Linked DNA regions of Homo sapiens: region 1 is linked to region 2. A link is a loop called in an ENCODE intact Hi-C map of the cell type or tissue named here. Cell type or tissue: heart right ventricle. All regions are shown on one strand. Each heading gives the region's core, and the rest is flanking DNA. Links, peaks and the distances in the headings are about the cores only.

Region 1 (9,284 bases), core at 493-8,492, 160 kb after region 2:
ATGAGGAACTGTGAGTCAATTAAACCTCTTTGCTTTATAAATTACTCAGTCTCCAGTAATTCTTTATAGCAGTGTGAGAACAAACTAATACAGTAAATTGGTGCTGCTGTAAAGATACCTAAATATGTGGAAGTGACTTTGGAATTGGGTAACAGGTAGAGGTTGGAATAGTTTGGAGGGTTCAGAAGAAGACAGGAAGATGTGGGAAAGTTTAGAACTTCCTAGAGACTTGTTAAATGGTTTTGACCAAAATACTGATAGTGATATGGACAATGAAGTCCAGGCTGAGGTGGTCTCAGATGGAGATGAGGAACGTCTTGGAAACTGAAGGAAAGGTGACTCTTGCTATGCTTTAGCAAAAAAGTGAAGCATTTTGCCCCTGCCCTAGAGATCTGTGGAACTTTGGTGGTTTTTTTTTGGCGGGGGGGGGTGTTTTGTTCAACTTTATTGAGGCATAATGCACACTCAAAATATTACATACATTTTAAGTTCTCAGATCAAAACTTTGACAAATGTGTACACCCACATGACCAACACAGTCAAAATATAGGACATGAAGGTCACCCCAGAAATTTTCCTTCTGCCTTTTTGCAGTTAACTCCTCCCCAACTCACAGCCCTGGAAAATCACTGATCTGTTTCTCTCACTGTATATTAGAGTTCCCTTTTTTATAGTTTCATATAAATGAAACCATGTGACATATAGTCTTTCTTTTTTTTTTAATTTTTTTATTTTACTTTAACTTCCAGGATACATGCACAGAACTTGCAGGTTTGTTACATAGGTATACATGTGCCGTGGTGGTTTGCTGCACCCATCAACCCGTCATCTAGGTTTTAAGCCCTGTATGCATTCGGTATTTGTCCTAATGCTCTCCCTCCCCTTGTCCCCCACCCCCAGTCAGGCCCCGGGGTGTGTTGTTCCCCTCCCCATGTCCATGTATTCTCACTGTTCAACTCCCATTATGAGTGAGAACATGTGGTGTTTCTGTGTTAGTCTGCTGAGAATAATGGCTTCCAGCTTCATCCATGTCCCTGCAGAGGACATTATCTCATTCTTTTTATGGCTGCATAGTATTCCATGGTGTATATGTGCCACATTTTCTTTATCCAGTCTATCATTGATGGGCATTTGAGTTGGTTCCAAGTCTTTGCTATTGTAAATAATGCTGCAATAAACATATGTGTGCATGTGTCTTTACAGTAAGATGATTTATAATCCTTTCAGTATATACACAGTAATGGGATTGCTGGGTCAAATGGTATTTCTGGTTCTAGATCACACTGTCATGAGATCTGTGGCTCTTTGGACTTGAGAGAGATGATTTAGGGTATCTGGCAGAAGAAATTTCTAAGCAGCAAAGTGTTCAAGAGGAAAGAGAGCATAAAAGGTTGGAAAATTTGTAGCCTGATGATGTGATAGAAAAGAAAACCCATTTTCTGAGGAGAAATTCCAGCCTGCTGCAGAAATTTGCATAAGTAATGAAGAGCTAAATGTTAATCACCAAGACAATGGGGAAAATATCTCCAGGGCATGTCAGAGACCCGCAGAGCAGTCCCTTCCATTACCAGACCAGAGGCCCAGGAGAGAAAAATGGTTTTGTGGGCCAGGCCAGGACCCCCTGTTCTGTGCAGCCTGAGACATGGTACTGTGTGTCCCAGCTGCATCAGCTCCAGCCATGGCTAAAAGGGGACAAGGTACAGCTCAGATCATTGCTTCAGAGGGTGCAAGCCCAAGCCTTGGCAGCCTCCTTGTGGTGTTGAGCCTGCGGGTGCACAGAAGTCAATAACTGAGGTTTGAAAACCTCCACCTAGATTTCAGAGGATGTATGGAAACACCTGGATGCCCTTGCAGATGTTTGCTACAGGGATGGAGCCCTCATGGAGATCCTCTGATAGGGCAGTATGGAAGGGAAATGTAGGGTTGGAGCCCCCACACAGAGTTCCCACTGGGGCACTGCCTAGTGGAGCTGTGAAAAGAAGGCCACCATCCTCCAGACCCCAGAATGGTAGATCCACCAACAGCTTGCACTGTGAGCCTGGAAAAGCTGCAGCCCATGAAAACAGCCAGAAGTGGGGCTGTGCCCTGCAAAGCCACAAGGGCAGAGCTGCCCAAGGCCATGGAAGCCCACCTCTTGCATCAGCGTGACCTGGATATAAGGCATGTAGTCAAAGGAGATCATTTTGGAACTTTAAGGTTTAACGACTGCCCTATTGGATTTCAGACTTGCATGGGGACTGTAACCTCTTTATTTTGACCAATTTCTCCCATTTGGAATAGGTGTATTTACCCAATGCCTGTATCCCATTGTATCTAGGAAGTAACTAACTTGCTTTTGATTTTACAGGCTCATAGGCAGAAGAGACTTGCCTTGTCTCAAATGAGACTTTGGACTTGGACTTTTGGGTTAATGCTGGAACGAGTTAAGACTTTGGGGGACTGTTGGAAAGGCATGATTGTGTTTTGAAATGAGGACATGAGATTTGGAAGGGACCAGGATAGAATGATATGATTTGGCTCTCCCCTCACCCACAATCTCATTTTGAATTGTAATTTTGAATTGTAATTACCACGCACTGGGGGAGGGACCTCATAGTAGGTGATTGGATCATGGGGGCAGTTCCCCTATGCTATTCTCATGATAGTGAGTGAGTTCTCACAAGATCTGATGGTTTTATAAGGGGATTTCCCCCTTTACTCTGCACTTCTTTCTCCTGCCAGCATGTGAAGAAGAGTGTGTTTGCTTCCCCTTCCACCATGATCATAAGTTTCCTGAGGCTTCCCCAGCCATGCAGAACTATGAGTCAATTAAATCTCTTTCCTTTATAAATTACCCAGTCTCAGGCAGTTCTTCATAGCAGTGTGAGAACAGACTAATACACTACCATCATCATTCAAAAGAATAAGGGCTTACTTCTCATTGAGGTGATCACAGAAGGCTTCCTAGAAAAAGCAGCCTCTGAGACAGGCCCACAGGGATGAAGAGGGTTTGAGCTGATATAATGGGCATTGGGCAGTCCAGACAAAGAGGATTGAATCAGCAAAGGCAAAGGGATAAGAAAGCATAGAGCAGAGTATGTCATATGTGTGTCTGCAGCTCATGAGCCATGAAGAGGAGTAATGAAAATAAGATCTTAAAAAAAACACCAGACAGTTCAAAGCTAAGTCTGCAACCTACTATGTGAACTTGGACAACTCAGGCCATCTCTTCAAATTTCAATTTTCTCATTTGTAAAATAAGAGTAATAACTCCTGCTTTCCAAGGAATAATCTCCCTCCTCGAGTATCTTGTCTCTCTCTGTTATTCTCCATGCCATAAAGTCAGAGTAATCTTTCTAAAATGCAAATATGAGCATGTGAGCCCCATCTCTACCCCATGAGTCTTTGTGGCCTTCAGGATCAAACAGGAGCTCCATGGCATCGCTCACAAAGTCCTCCATGATCTCGCCTGGCCTCACCTCTCCATCCTCACTGCCAGCACTTGCTCCCTCCACAGCAAAATTTGGGATCACACTGACATACGTGCCATACTTCAGTGCCTTCAGGCACTCTCACAACAGAGAGACTTTGCATCTGCTCTCCCCTTTCCCATGTAACTGACTCCAACTGACCCTTCGAGACTCAGCACAGACATCACTTCTCCAGGAAGCTTCCTTCTATGCATACAGCACCTGTTGGGCCCTATATTGTGCTCATTTACTTCCTTCTCTCTCCTTTCTCACTGGTTTTTGCATCCCAGGGCTAAGCACAGAGCCTGGCACAAAGTGGGAATTCAGTTAAAGTACATTAAAGGAGGGAAGGAAAGAAGGGAGGGGGGAGGGAGAGACAGAGGGGGAGGTACAAATAAGATAATGTGAATTAAAATGACTTTAAAAATTGTAAAGCCCAATACAAATGTTAAGTATAATAATATTAATAAGAACTACACCTAAGCTGTGGATCCTTCCCCCCAAAATTTATAATCCAGTAGGGTAGATAAGATCTCTCAAAACTGAAGCAACTCCCGTTTCCCCTGCAGACTACTGTCTCCCCTGCATCTTTCCCTGTCAACACATAGGGTTGTACCCAATGAGGATAAAAGCCTGAAATGCTGACTCCAGGACAGTATTGGCTTAAATGTGATTTTCATGTGTCACATGAAATGTTCTTTTCACGCCAAAACCTCCCCAGTCATGCCTTCGTACTCCACTGAACTGTCTTCCTAACCCTCCAGCAGGAGGAAGGAAAGACTTTGTCAGACTCACCTAGGTCAGTCACCTCCAAATTGCCCCGAAAATCATTCCACTGGACCCAGAGCACCCATGCCAGTTCAGCTCACAGACAGCGCAGCAGCCCCAACATCTTGCCTATAGAAAGAGGTACCAGCCCCACCTCCCTATTCCCTACACCAGCCACAGCCCAGGACCTATAGGACTGGACCTCCCAAGAGCTGCAGGCCTTGCTTTTCCAGGAGAAACAGAGGTCATGGTTTGTATCAAACCACACACATTCTTTCTTGTGCCTACAGATGAGACTCACAGGACACAGGCAGTGAGGCTGCAGGACAGCAGGCTTGGGAGAGCCAGTCAAGCACCCATAAGATAGTAGAGAAGCAGCAACAGAAGGTGAGGTTTGGATTTCTTCTCTGGGGTTGTGTGATTGCTCTTGAGCTGATGTCCCTCTGAGTGGAGAGGCAGGCCTGATCTAGAGAGAATTCCAGGGCATGGCCAGTCTTTTCTTCTGCCTCAGTACCAAGGAAGCTTGGCTTTAAACCCAGCCTCTGAATAAACTGGCCTCACCTCATGTACTGCTCCACCTCAAAATTCAACTGCCCAAGCTCATGTGCTAGCCTAGAAAAAAAAATGGCCTTTAAAATTACAGGACTCCTTGCTCCTCTTTTTGAGTGGAAGTTCAACGTAATAACGATTTGTTGAGCACCACATATGTGCAAAGCACTTGATAGATCTAAGAGGGATGAAAGAGGATAATAAAGGGCAGTCCCTGGGGAGGAAACAGGAAATTGGCCACACAGGGCCCCTGCTAGGATCCAGCCCCTGTACCAGAGCTGCCTCAGGAGGCTCTTTCCACCAGCCTAGAATCCCAAGGGCAGAGGAGGGAGAGAGAAAGAAAGAGAGAGAGGCCACAGCAGGGATGGCACAGAGACGTAACCTTACCATAGGGGTCAGTGGCACTGTTGTAAAGCCTCAGGGTCTACTAGGCAATGTTCCGCTCCTGTTCTCAGGCCAGCATTGATTAAAGCTAGCCCAGCAAGCTTGGTTGGAAGATGAGGTCTCCCTGGTTCGCACATGGCCCCTCCCTGTATCCCTACTCCAACACTCACACAGACACGCGCCACAGAGACAATGAACTCTGCTGAGGACCCATGAATAGGCCCCTTGTTGCAGGAAAGGGGGACAAGGGCTGGGCTGGGCTAGGCAACCCCAGCCCCTCCCATCTGCTAACTGGAAACTCAGAAACAGAGGAAAAGGTTATGGGGAGGAGGGGAGGCCAACTACTGTTGCTTAGCAACAAGGTCCCTTGTGCCAAAAAGTGTGCCCCATGCATGCATGCTGGCAGAATTCTCCCTTCCTGCTGACAGAGCTGTATTGGAGAGACCGATATTAGCATTTGTTGAAATGTTTCTGAGCCCTCTGGATTTTATCTCGCCTCCATGTGGGTTGGCTTTTCTAGCAGTCTGGGGCTGTCACCATGTTGGAATTGTTGGGGTGATGATGGAAGATCTTTGTCACCTCTTGCCCGAGGGCCACATCTGTCTCCCCAATGCCAGGGAAGTGGGGCCTCTACCCCTGTCTGCCCTGGGAGCCAGTTGCAGCAGGAGCCCTCAGTGCTATCTTGTTTCAAAGCACAAGGTGACCCAAGTGAGCCCACACGGGGCTAAACACACCTGGGAGCAGGCACATCTCTTTAGACAAGGAGGCAGAATAGGTCCTGGGGAAGGCAAACACAGGTGGGGCTTCCTTTCCTCCAACTGGCTGCTCAAAAACCCCTCAGAAGGGACAGTTAAGAATATAGGCTTTAGAGTCAGGCCTTCATCCAACCTCAGTTCTCCCACTTCCCTTACTCAGCCTCACCTGTAAAATGAGGATAATAGTACATGCCTCATAGGGTTGATGTCAGAATTCATTGAGATATTGCCTATAAAGCCCATAGCCTGGTGTCTAGCACAGACTGTATTCAGCAAACAGTAGCTGCTATTATTATTGTTGTTGTTGTTGTTGTTGTTGTTGCTGAATGTCACCCACACAGGATTTAACTTTTTGCTCCCTATTTTCCTCATACACTGTATTAGTCAATTCTTGCACTGCTATAAATAAATACCTAAGACTGGACAATTTCAAGAGAAAAGAAGTTCTCACTGTTCCACAGGCTGTACAGGAAGCACAGTGACTTCTGCTTCTGGGGAGGCCTCAGGAAGCTTCCAATCATGGTGAAAGAAAAAGGGGGAGCAAGGCCTCTAACATGGCAGGAGCAAGAGCAAGAGAGAGAAGGGGGAGGTGCCACACACTTTTAAACAACCAGATCTCATGAGAACTCTATCACGAGAATAGCACCAAGTGGATGATGAATCATGAAGGTTTCTTGATCATGAAGGATCCACTCCCATGATCAAATCACCTCCCATCAGAGTCCACTTTTAACATTGAGGATTATAATTTGACATGAGATTTGGGTTGGGACACAGATCCAAACCATATCATACACTCAGTGTGTCAATTCTGAACTTACTCTCATCACACCAGAGCACACATAAGACAATGAAGAGATAGAGGTCAGCTGTGAATTATAGAAGAAGGAGAGAAATGGTGGCTGGAACTCAGAAGCCCTTGGCTAGGCTCTGAGGTCTCCTAGGACAATACTCTTCAGACTACAAACCTGAATATCTACCGTGTGTCAGAAACTAGCCTGGGCATGGAGGATGAACAAGTCACAGACTGGGTGCTTACAGACTGGAAAAAGGGATAGAAACAGATGTAAGTAACTGTTATTATGAAAAGTGAAATAACAAAGACATAAACCCAGAGGTATAGGAGAATAGAGGAATAGCTGCCCTGAGGATACAAAGAAGAGGGCTTTGCAATGGAGGAGACATTTGAACTGAGTTTTGAGAAGTGACAAAGCAATCACAAAGAAGGGTAATTAAAATATATTGCACGTAATGTCAATGAAAATGGTAGGAGTAAAATCCTCTGAAAATTTCCTCCCCCCTAAAAGCAATGAGAAAAATGGCAAAAAATGGTGAGAATCAATTTTTTCAGAACTCTGGAAATTAATCAAAAGTTTATAGCAATCTGGGAAGTCTTCGTTCAAGAAAAAAAATGACATAATTATAGAAAGAAGAGTGAGCCTTGTGGCATTTTAACTTGCTCCAATTCCATCCCCCTCACCCCAACTCTGCAGTAGCTTTGAAAACCAACAAACCACAATCATCATGGAAACCAGCAGCCTGGCAGCTACAAGAAGGGGTAGAACAGCCTTGGAGTTCCTTCAAAGCCTCATTCCCAGAGAGTTGTAATTATTTGACCTGTCTAGTGGTTCCCTGGAAGATACCATTTGCAAGACTGTCTTTATTTCACCTGTCTCAAAGCTTGCCTGGAGTGAACAGCTTTTTCCTTAAGGGTATTTGTTGAAAACAACTAGAGACAATTGTTGGACTTTGTGGCTGCCTAAAACAATGGATAACAGTTGAGGCAAAAAAAAAAAAAGGGCTAAACAAAAAGCTTAAAAAGAAAATGTGGGGGAATAAAATATCTATAAAGGGCCTTGAAAGGCTCTGAAATATCCCAAGGAATATAGAAAGCCATATGTACGCACAGGAGGGTGCACATGCCCAGGGCTGTGCACATGTGCAGGAAAAACTAAGGAAGGTCCTGAGCTCTCACCCTGGGCTAAGCTTAAGGCTCTGCACAAGCAGGAAGGCTAAGGTGGAGTTGTCAATGTCCTGTCTGAGAGTTGAAGGCATGTCCCAACATACACACAGAGCCACTCTGCAAAAACAAGGTGACTTATTGGTCTCAAGCATCAAGAAACTCTCTGTCTAATTACTAGCTGAACACTAAGCAGAGAGAGATTTCAGTGGCCACACATGACAAAAAACACAGACTTTGCAGAATTAGCTCAGAAAAGTCACTAAACACACAAAGAAGCAACATCAACAACAACAAACCCTGAGGAAGGGAGAGAAGGTTATTTCCAAAGTTGCTGTATTATATTATGTTATTTAAAATGCAGTTTTCAATAAGAAATTATGAGGCACACAAAGAAACAAGAAAGTAAGGCACATACACCGGGGGAAAAAATAATTGATAAAAACTGTCCCTGAAGCCCATATATTGAACTTATAAGATGAAAACTTTAAATCAGCTATTCTATATACATTCAAAGAAGTAAAGAAAACCATATCCAAAGAACTAGAAAAAGGTATGAGAATAATATCTTATCAGGTAATGAATATCAACAAGGAGATAGAAATTATATATTTTTTTCAAGAACCAAATATAAATTCTGGAGTTGAGTAGTATGATAGCTGAAATGAAAAATTTACTAGAAGGGCTCAACAGCAGATCTGAGCAGGCAGAAGAAAGAATCTGTGAATTAAAGATATGTAAATTGATATTATACAGTCTAAGGGATAGAAAGGAAAAAAGAATGGAGAAAAATGAACAAAGGTTCAGAGACATTTGAGATAACATCAAAAATATGTAGTGTGTGTGTGTGTGTGTGTGTGTGTGTGTGTGTACGTGTGTGTAATGAGAATCCAAGAAAGAGAAGAGAGAGGAAGCAGAAATAATATTTGAAAAAATAATGACCAAAAACTTTACAAATTTGATGAAAAATATTAATCTGCACATGCAAAAAAACTCAATAAACTTCAAATAGGATACATCAAAGAGATCCACACGTAAACACATCATAATCAAATTGTTTAAGGCCAAAGACAAGAAAGATTCTTGGAAGCAGCATGAGGAAAGCAACTTATCACATACGAAGGGATCTTCAATCAACAGTTTAACAGTTAAGAGTTGGCTTCTCATCAGAAACCATGGAAGCCAGAATGGCATATTCAATTCCTTAAAGAAAAAGATTGTCAACCAAAATTCTGTATCTAGCAAAACTACCCTTCAAAAGTGAAATAGTAATTTAGATAATCTCAGATAGACAAAAACTAAGAGAATGCATTGCTAGCAAACCTGTCCTACAAGAAATACAGTCATGTGCCACATGACAGTCAACAATGTACCACATATTCAACAGTGGTCCCACAAGATTATAATGAAGCTTTTATA
Region 2 (9,284 bases), core at 559-8,558:
ATGGGTCAACCCAAGAGATCTAGGACGGCTGCAGAGAGATACACACGTCACCATGAGGCCAGAATGCACATCTTGGGTCTTCACCCAGAGGAGAAGCAGAGAAGCAGGGCCTGACAGGGCCTGAATATCCCTCTGAACCTGGTGATGAGGAGGGGCAGCTGTTCTCACATCCCACCCAAGCAGGGCCAACCAAGACCAGTGTCAGCCAAGATGCCCATGAGGCTTTAAGTCATCTTAGGATACAAATGAGATCAGCTAGTCAGCTTTTGAAATCTGTGGAGTTTTCCTTCTTTGCCTCTTAATTTTTCTCTCCAAACATGTCAACCCGTATGGGCTAAGCTAATATGAAAACATTTGTCCCTCTGAGAGAGCAGAGCTAGAGAGATCAGAGCTCCCCTAGAGGCTGGGAAAAGCCCAGCTAGGGAAGGTTCAGCCCACACACCCTGAGCACCTGTGGTGCATCAAGCCTCACTCCAGGTGCCGGGGAGTAGCTATTAGCAAGATAGAAAAGGCCTCTGATGTCATGGAGCTGACCTTCCAGAGGAAGGGACACAAATGACACAGGACTAAACAAAGACTATAGAGTGAATTCAAAGGAAGAATTGCATCCTAGGGTGGCCGTAGTGGCCTCTCTAAGGTGGTAGGGAGGGAACCTTTGGGCTGCACAAGGAGAAGGTGCCACTCTAGGAGAGCTCTAAGGAAGAGAACTCCAGGCAGAGGGAACAGCAGACACAACGGCCCTGAGACAGGACTGAGCTGGGCGTGCTGGAGGAACTGTCAGAAGGTGGGCTTTGCCAGCACCTGGGGCATATGGGGGATGGGAGCAAGATATAATAAGAGGGTAAAGAGGCAGGTAGGCTCCATGAGCACAGTGAGATCCCGAGAGAAACATCTGCTGGCTGCACCCTCAGTGCCTAGCTGAACTGAACTGGAGAGTTCAGCTGAGATTGACAAACACATGTGGGTACAGCCAGATAGGGGCCAGGCACTGGACTGGCTTGGGGCTTGAATGAACAGCCCAGTGGGGAAGACAGCCACACACACAGAACCCAAAGCCCTGTCAACATTGTCAGACTGATTGATACGTGTCCGGGGCTTTTCTCCCTCAGAACCTCAGAGCCAGACATCAAAGAGCATTTCACTGCAGAGCCCCTATCCTGGCTTCTTGCTCTTTTGTTGGTTTTTCTTTACCTGGGCCAGAACACATGGAGAGTGAAGTTGGTATTTCTCTAAGCTTGCAGTAGCCAACAGGAGGATGAATTATTGAGGTTCTATGCTTGTTAATAGCACACTCCAATCTCTGGTGTTGACAAGGCTACAGGCCACCAGGGGGTTTGTCCATTCAAGCCAAATACTTTTTAGGGACTGGCCTGGAATGCATTATAATGCTTTTGGGAGAATAGAAATGCCCTCGTTCTGTGCCAGATATTTAACCAGGAACAAAGGAAGAAGAGTGCTTGGCTCAGACTCTTTTCAAAGTATTGGACAGCCCCATGCAGGACTCCTGCAGCCTCAAGCAGACTCATGCAAACTCAAGGGGACCTACCCGGTTGTAGAGGCCCTTACAGCATCAAGATGCAGGATTCAGATGGAGGCACCCAGCATCTTTCTTCTGGGATCCACTCAGTAGTTGGTACCCAAGGTTCCTAGCCATGAAACTCCTCCTTCCCCTTTCTGGAGGCCATATAGAGTGAACTTACTATGGCTCTGCTCCCCACAGTTAAACTGAAGATTTCCTGATTTGAAAGTAATACATGTACAATGAATTTAATAATTAAACAATCAACAAGTATTCATTCTATGGCTACCAAGGGCACTTTTCTAGGCACTTTGCATACTGATTCGAACATACTGTAGAGCATGTGGAAATTAAAGAAACCTACAAAGAAGGAAAACAGTTAAAATGTTACCCATTTGCCTATCACCTAAGAAGCAGCAGAGTTAACATTTGATTTAGTACATTCCTTTCCAGACATTTATCTATACATTTTAATATGATTGAGATCATACTGTCAACCTAATTTTGTATCATGACTTTTAAATTTAACACTACATCATAATCATTTTTTCCAGCTAGGATTTCTGGCATTAACACATAGAATTTCAAGATATCCAGTTAAAATGGAATTTCATAGAAATGACAAATAAATTTTAGTATAAGTATATCCCAAATATTACATGGAATAGACACCAAAAAATTATTTCTTGTTTCTACTGAATTTCAAATTTAACTGGTGTCCTGGGTTGTATCTGGCAACCTTTGGTTAAATATTCACAGGAGGCTTCATCTCTAGCCTCATCTTTGCCACCTGACTCCTTCTCTCATTCTGTTCAAACACACAGACCTTGAACAGGTCGCGCTGCACCTGCCACAGGGCCTTGACACTTGCTCCCCTTCTGCTTGGATGCCCATCCCCTTGATATCTAACTCCCTTATTCACTTCCCTCAGAGCTCTGTTCAAATGTCAACTTATCAACAGGTGTCCTCTGGCCACTCTACTGAAAATAACATTCTCCATCTCTCTCCATCCCTCATATCCTGTCTAACCAGAATAAATGCTTTGTTCACAGCATTTGTTCCTGCATGTAACATGCTATATTTAATTCCCTACTGTCTGGCTCTACCTCTTAGGGTAAAGATCCCTGAGAACAAGGACTTTATCTGTTTGAATTTCATTTTTCTTTTGTTTTACCACCATATCCCCAGTGTGTAGAACAGCACCCGGCACATCGTAGGTGCGCTAGGAATACTTGTTAAATGAATGGACACGTGAGTGTGCATGCATGTCTCTGGTTATTGATTCTATCCGATTGAATCATCAGTCTATTCCTGAACCATACTGATTTAATTATTGTGGCTGCATGAGCACTTTTTAATATCTGATAGAACCACTTCTCTCAGTAATCTTTTATACTTTTTCTCCTTGGTGATTTTTGAGTGATTATTCTCCCACCTAAATTTAGAGTCATAAAAATGGCAAACAATTATAGATATGATAATTTGCCACTTAGCAAATATAGCCTGCACTATGCACCAGGCCTGCTCTAAGCACTTTCTATGCATTAACCATGTAATCCTCACAGCAAACCTGTAAGGGAGGTGCTATACTTACTGCACTTTCCAGATGAGGAAACTGAGATGTAAATAACTTCTGTGAGGTCACACAGCTGGTAAGTGGCAAGGCGAATATCTAACCCCGTCTGGCTTTAGAGGCCATCCTGTGAAGCACCCTTCTTGCTGCCTTCTTATTCATTTTATTTTGCTGCCGTAACAAATTACCACAAACTTAGCAGCTGTAAAATAATACATGTTTGTTATCTCACAGTTCCACTAATCAGGAATCTGGGCTCCAGGTTAGGTGGATCGGCTCAGGCCTCACAAGCTGAAATCAAGGTGTCAGTTGGGCTACAATTCTCCTCTGAGGCTGGACTCTTCTTCCAAGCTCACCAGTTCCTGGACACATGCCCCTCAATAGCATAGCTACTGGCTGCTTCCTAGAAACCAATAGGAGCGTAACTCTCTCAGACTTTCTCTCCTGCCACTGGCCAGAGAAAACACTCTTCTTTTAAAGGGCTCACCTGATTGCAACATGCTCACTCAAATAATCTCTGTGTTGGAAGTTCAGCTGACTTGGGACTTCGTTTGCATCTGCTAAGCACCTTCACAGCAGTGTCTGGATTCAACTGATTGAATAACCAGGTGCCATTTTTAGAATTCTGCCTACTACCATCTTTTCGTGGGGGTGTTATTATTATTTAGGTATGGCAAGGCCAACAGATGAGGAAACAACCACCACTGAAAATAGTTGATTATACTCAGAGATGCCACATGGGAAGTACCAGGGTTGGTCAGGAGGCAGAGGGAGAGCTGGGCCTAAGAGCAAGAGCCTTGACCGTGATTCCTGTGGAAAGGAATGGGTGGGGCAGGGTAAGCAGGGTTAGGATTGGCTATTTTGAATAATTTCACAGGTTCTGGGAGCATAAGAACTGTCCTGAGTTGTCCAGTACCTGGCCCTGGGGTGATGAGGGTGGGTGGTTAATGACCCAGAGTGTGAGAGTCCAATAAAGAAGGTCATTTGGTGTGAAGACTCTGGATCAAGTTGGTTTACACTTAAAAGCACCCTCTCAACCATGTTGTTTATTATCTTGAGGAATTGGCTAACCTTGGGAGGAGGAATCCCTCCAGGGTCAGCAAGGCTTCAGAGGTCAAAGAATACCGGAAATGAACGGCACGGTTAACACACACAGCTGCCTCATTTGGTCAGGTTGATCCATCCCTTTCTCCCATCTCCCATCCCCAAAGGAGAAAACAACTCTTTGTCCCTTTGGTTCACATTGTTTTAAAAGTACAAAGCAACTTAGGAAGAACTGACACCTTTATGACAGTCTTTCCTTCCAGGAACATAGTATACCTCTCCATTTATTCAAATCTTTTATGACTCTCAGTAAAGTTTTGTATTTTTCTCTAAATAAATTCTCACTTCTTTTTATGGTTATCCCAGGTATTTTATGGGTTTTACTGCTATTATGAATGGAATTTTCTCCTATATTTTCTAGTATATTCTACTATATTTTTTACACTTTACTACATTTTCTGTACTTTTACTCTGTTTTCTAATTATTAGTAATTGCTGATATATTGGAACTATAATAATTTTTTACAGCTTTATGGTATATAATTGAGCTACAATAAACAATGTGAGATTGTTTATCTGTCCCTACCACCTTATTTTATTTGCTGCAATTATTTGTGTGTGATCAAAGTACATATTTAAAGCATGAATTTGATAAGCTTGACATATGTCTACACCTATAAAACTATCCCCACATGAGGACAGTGACCAAATCTATTACCCCCAAACCTTCCTCCTGCCCTATAGTAATCTTTCCCTCCCAACCCTCCCACATATTCTCAGGCAACAACTGATCTGATTTCTGTCACTACAGATTTTCATACTGTTTCAGATTTTCAGCTACTAAATTGTGACGTTATTTTTCATCATTTTTCAATTTATTCATGAGTTTTCTACTATGCAAACAGATCATCAATATATAATAACAATTTCATCTCCTCCTTTCAAAATTATATGATCTAATTCTAGTTCGTGCACAGTGGATCAGCAAGAATTTCCAGAATAATGCTAAATCACCACAGTGATTTTTGTGTCCTCCTTGATTTAATTAGAATGATTTCAGTGTTTGGGTGCCTGTTAAACTGTTGGTGTAGTTTTAATGAAAAACAAGCCATTATCCAGAATGAGGTCTTGGAACACAGAGAGCAAGTTATGTGACCAGACAGCATCACTCCTTCTAACCCTGGATTCATTTACTTACTTGCCTGGTCACCTGTCTTGTCATTTCCAGCCTGTTTTAATCATTCACCCCTCTGTGTTTGGTATATATATTTATTAAGGCACTGCTCACAGGTATAACTAGTTTTTACCTGTGTTCCTTCATCACCAGACTACGAACTAAAGCAGAAATGGTACCTTTTTCATCTGATTGGGCAAAACATCTTGCATATTCTAGGTACTTCATAAATGTTTATTAAATTGAATGCAACTATAGTAATGTTTACCTAAAAACATATCTCCCAAACCTGCATATACAGCAGTCCCCCTTTATCCATGGTTTCGCTAGGCAAGGTTTCAGTGACTTGCAGTCAACCGAGGTCTGAAAATATTAAATGGAAAATTCCAGAAATGTTATTCCTAAGTTTTAAATCATGCGTCATTCTGAGAAGCATGATGAAAACTCATGCTGTCCCTTTCTGTCCCACTCAGGACTACATTAACCCCCGCAGCCCACCCCATGGTTCCCAGGTTTGACCATCACAGTATCACAGTGCTTGTGTCCAAGTCATCCTTATTTTACTCTATGGCCCAAAGTGCAAGAGTAATGATGCTGTCAATTCAGATATGCCAAAGAAAAGCTGTAAAATGCTTCCTTTAAGTGAAAAGGTGGAAGTTCTCAACTGAATAAGGAAAGAAAAAAATCGTAGGCTGAGGTTGCAAAGATCTATAGTAAGAATAAGTCTATCTTTGAAAATGTGAAAAAGGAAAAAGAAATCCATGCTAGTTTTGCTGTCGCACCTCAAACTGCAAAAGTTTGTGCATAATAAGTGGTTAGTTAAACTTTATCATAGGTACCTATGTACTTATAAGAAAAAAACATAGTATATATAGGGTTCGATACTACTTGCAGTTTCAGGCATCCACTGGGGTCTTAGAATATATGTACTCCCGAGGATAAAGGGAACTAGTGTACATCAGAATCACCTTACTAAATTAGTTGGGGGAAGAAAGCAAAAAGAAGTTTTATTTTTAAAATATTAGTCAATGAAGAAAAAAATAAGAATACATCTTACTAGGTTCCATCATATACTCCTTAAATCAGAATTTCTATCCTGGAAGCCTGGAATCTGTATTTTTGATAACCTCCCAGATGATCCTTATCCAGCCAGCCTTGCTTGGGCTAATAATCAGTTTGGAGAATCATTGTCATAAAGAAACCAAGGAAAGCTAGGAGCAAAGCCCCCTTACATTATGAAATGCTAGCGCTAAAGGCATTCTAAAGCTCTATTCCACCCCTACATTTTTCAGTGGGTGAAACCTCTGAAAAGCAAAAAGCTTTGCCTAAAACACTTGAAGTCACCCTCGTTACTCAGACAAAAGCTGGGTCCCAAAGGATCTGTTTCCTCAGTACCACCGGTCCTCCCAGGAACTTCACCACCCTTGGCAGGAATTAATGACCCAAGATCTTGGGAGAATCTTCATCTTCCCAGCCCCAGCATACATAGCCATGAGCAACAGGGACAGCCAGGAAGCATGTGGAGAGTAATTCCTTTTGGAGGGATACAATGACTATAAACCAAACCAAAACTTTCAGCCAAATGGTTGAATTTGAGTTCTGAAATAATTCAAACTCTTGAGAAAGTTATAAACAAACATGAAGCCAGACAGCAGGTGATAATTCTCTGGGCCACCTCTGTCAGATGCATTATTTATAAGATGGGGAATATATTTTGTGCATTTTTCTTCCTAGATAATTCAGTAAAAACCACAAGGCAAACAAAATAGTTCCTACCATTGGGTTTCCAACATCATCAGCCTTGCAATCCATCCTGACTCACTTCCCTAGGTCTTCCAGGCGTGCCCACCACAGGGAAGATTCCCAAGCACTACTGGAAGGCAAAGACCCTCAGGACAGGAGAGGAAGTTGTGAATCATCTGGTGTAGCCTCCTTTGCTGGCAGTAAACCAGCAAAGCAGTGGCTAAGCTGAGATAAGGGCAATCTTAGGCTCTAAGCAGTGCTCATGCCACCCCTTACGATTGTATACTAAATTTTATACGCTTTATTTCTGGGGAAAGGTCTTTGGGTTTCATCAGACTTGCGAAGAAGCCCCTGCCCCACAGTGGTTTTAAGAGTCACTTTCCGGAAGCGTGTAACTCCCCACCACTCCTATCCTCTCCCACTGCCTCCACCCAGCCTCCCTCACCTGTTGGCTGAATCCCACCTTCCCACTTGTCCTACTGGCTCTGGGTGTGATCTGCTCTCCATGCTGATGCCAGTAGGCTGTTTCTAATATGCAAACCTGCCGGCATCACTGTCCTGACTACAGGACCAAACCACTGGGATAAAAACCCAAACTAAGTATACCATACACGGTCCTCTACATCCTGGCCCTTTGTTGTCTTTGTGGCCTCAAATCTCACTATTTTGCTACTTTTCTCACCTAGAGTGAAGGCTTGGGCCTCACTGGGGAGATTTGAATCCACATGTGCCTGGCATCAAAGCACAGGCTCTTTGAATGACAAAAGCATGTCCCATACTAGTGAGGAAAGCCTCTTCATGTCTGTCTCGACCCACAGTATATACCCAGCAGATGCTTTTTTTTTTTTTTTTTCTGAGACAGAGTCTCACTCTGTCGCCCAGCCTGGAGTGCAGTGGCACAATCTTGGCTCACTGCAACCTCTGCCTCCCAGGTTCAAGTGATTTGCCTCGCCTCCTGAGTAGCTGGGACTACAGGCACACGCCACCACACCTGGCTAATTTTTGTATTTTTAATACAGACGGAGTTTCACCACGTTGGCCAGGATGGTCTCGATCTCCTGACCTCGTGATCCACCCGCCTCAGCCTCCCAAAGTGCTGGGATTACAGGCGTGAACCACAGCACCCAGCTACCCAGCAGATGCTTTCTTAACCCCAATGAAGACCCTCAGCTCTGACGGTACACACAGGCTTTCTCTAGCAATGGGAACTTGATGTGATTCATTCTAGTACTTAGAATTCAACTGTCATGTGTTAGGCATGAAGTTTGCCCCAGCTAGTGTGCCAAGTGCTCAGACATGCTAGTTTTGCTGTCGTACCTCAAACTGCAAAAGTTTGTGCATAATAAGTGCTTAAACTTTATCATAGGTACCTATGAACTTATAAGAAAAAACATAGTATATATAGGATTCGGTACCATCTGCAGTTTCAGGCATCCACTGGGGGGTCTTAGAATGTACATACCCCCAAGGGTAAAGGGGGACTAATGTAAATTAGAATTACCTTACAAAATTAATTGTGGGAAGAAAGCAAAAAGAAATTTTATTTTTAAAGAGGCTTTTAAACTATTAGTCAATGAGGAAAAAATAAGGATACATCTTACTAAGTGCCATCCTATACTCCTTAAATTACAATTTCTATCTTGGAAGCCTGGAATCTGTATGAATAAAGCATAGCCCCCAATTATTAGCCACCAGGAAAATCAAAACCACAATGAGATACCACTTAACACCCACTAGGGTGGCTATAATAAAAACAACAGAGAACAACACGTGTTGGTGAGGGTGAGGAGAGCCTGAGACACTGCCAGTGAGAATGTAAATGGCACTTCAGTCACTTTGGGACCGAAGGTCCAAAAGAGGTATCATATAACCCAGAAATTTCACTCCTGCCTATACAAGAAAAATGAACATGCATGTCCATACAAACACTTGCACATGAATAATATAGCAGCATTCTTCCCAATTAAAAAAAAGTAGAAACAATATCAATATCCAACAACTGATGAATGCATAAGTCAATGCAGTATATCAATACAATGGAATGTTACTCAGCAATAAAAAGGAATGAAGTATTGATACATGTTAAGACATGAAAGTACCTTGCAAACATTACGTTAAGTGGAAGAAGCTGGTCATAAAAGACTACATATTATATGATTCCGTCTACATTAAATATCCAGAATAGTCAAATGTATAAAGATACGAAGAAGATTAATGGTGGTGTAGGTCTG

The links. Peaks named below come from ENCODE experiments on the same cell type or tissue, not always from the same donor. Only the 100,000 strongest peaks of a DNase experiment are listed, where the experiment ranks them.
Region 1: a loop joins it to region 2, with 2.0 times the contacts of the local background. A loop is called at or near these places in 3 of 110 quality-filtered maps.

Annotation. Positions count from the first base shown.
Region 1 is chr11:113,701,069-113,710,352 of GRCh38, forward strand. TMPRSS5 (transmembrane serine protease 5) reads right to left here and starts at 5,240. Exons shown (of 13, transcript NM_030770.4): 1 at 5,154-5,240. The coding sequence starts at 5,156. In heart right ventricle, for the core only: no CTCF peak of the experiment used is centred there; no DNase peak of the experiment used is centred there.
Region 2 is chr11:113,540,149-113,549,432 of GRCh38, forward strand. No RefSeq gene overlaps it. Among named protein-coding and RNA genes, the nearest start is that of DRD2, 69 kb to the left of the region's middle. RefSeq lists an enhancer at 218-729. In heart right ventricle, for the core only: no CTCF peak of the experiment used is centred there; no DNase peak of the experiment used is centred there; H3K27me3 peaks cover 1,566 bases.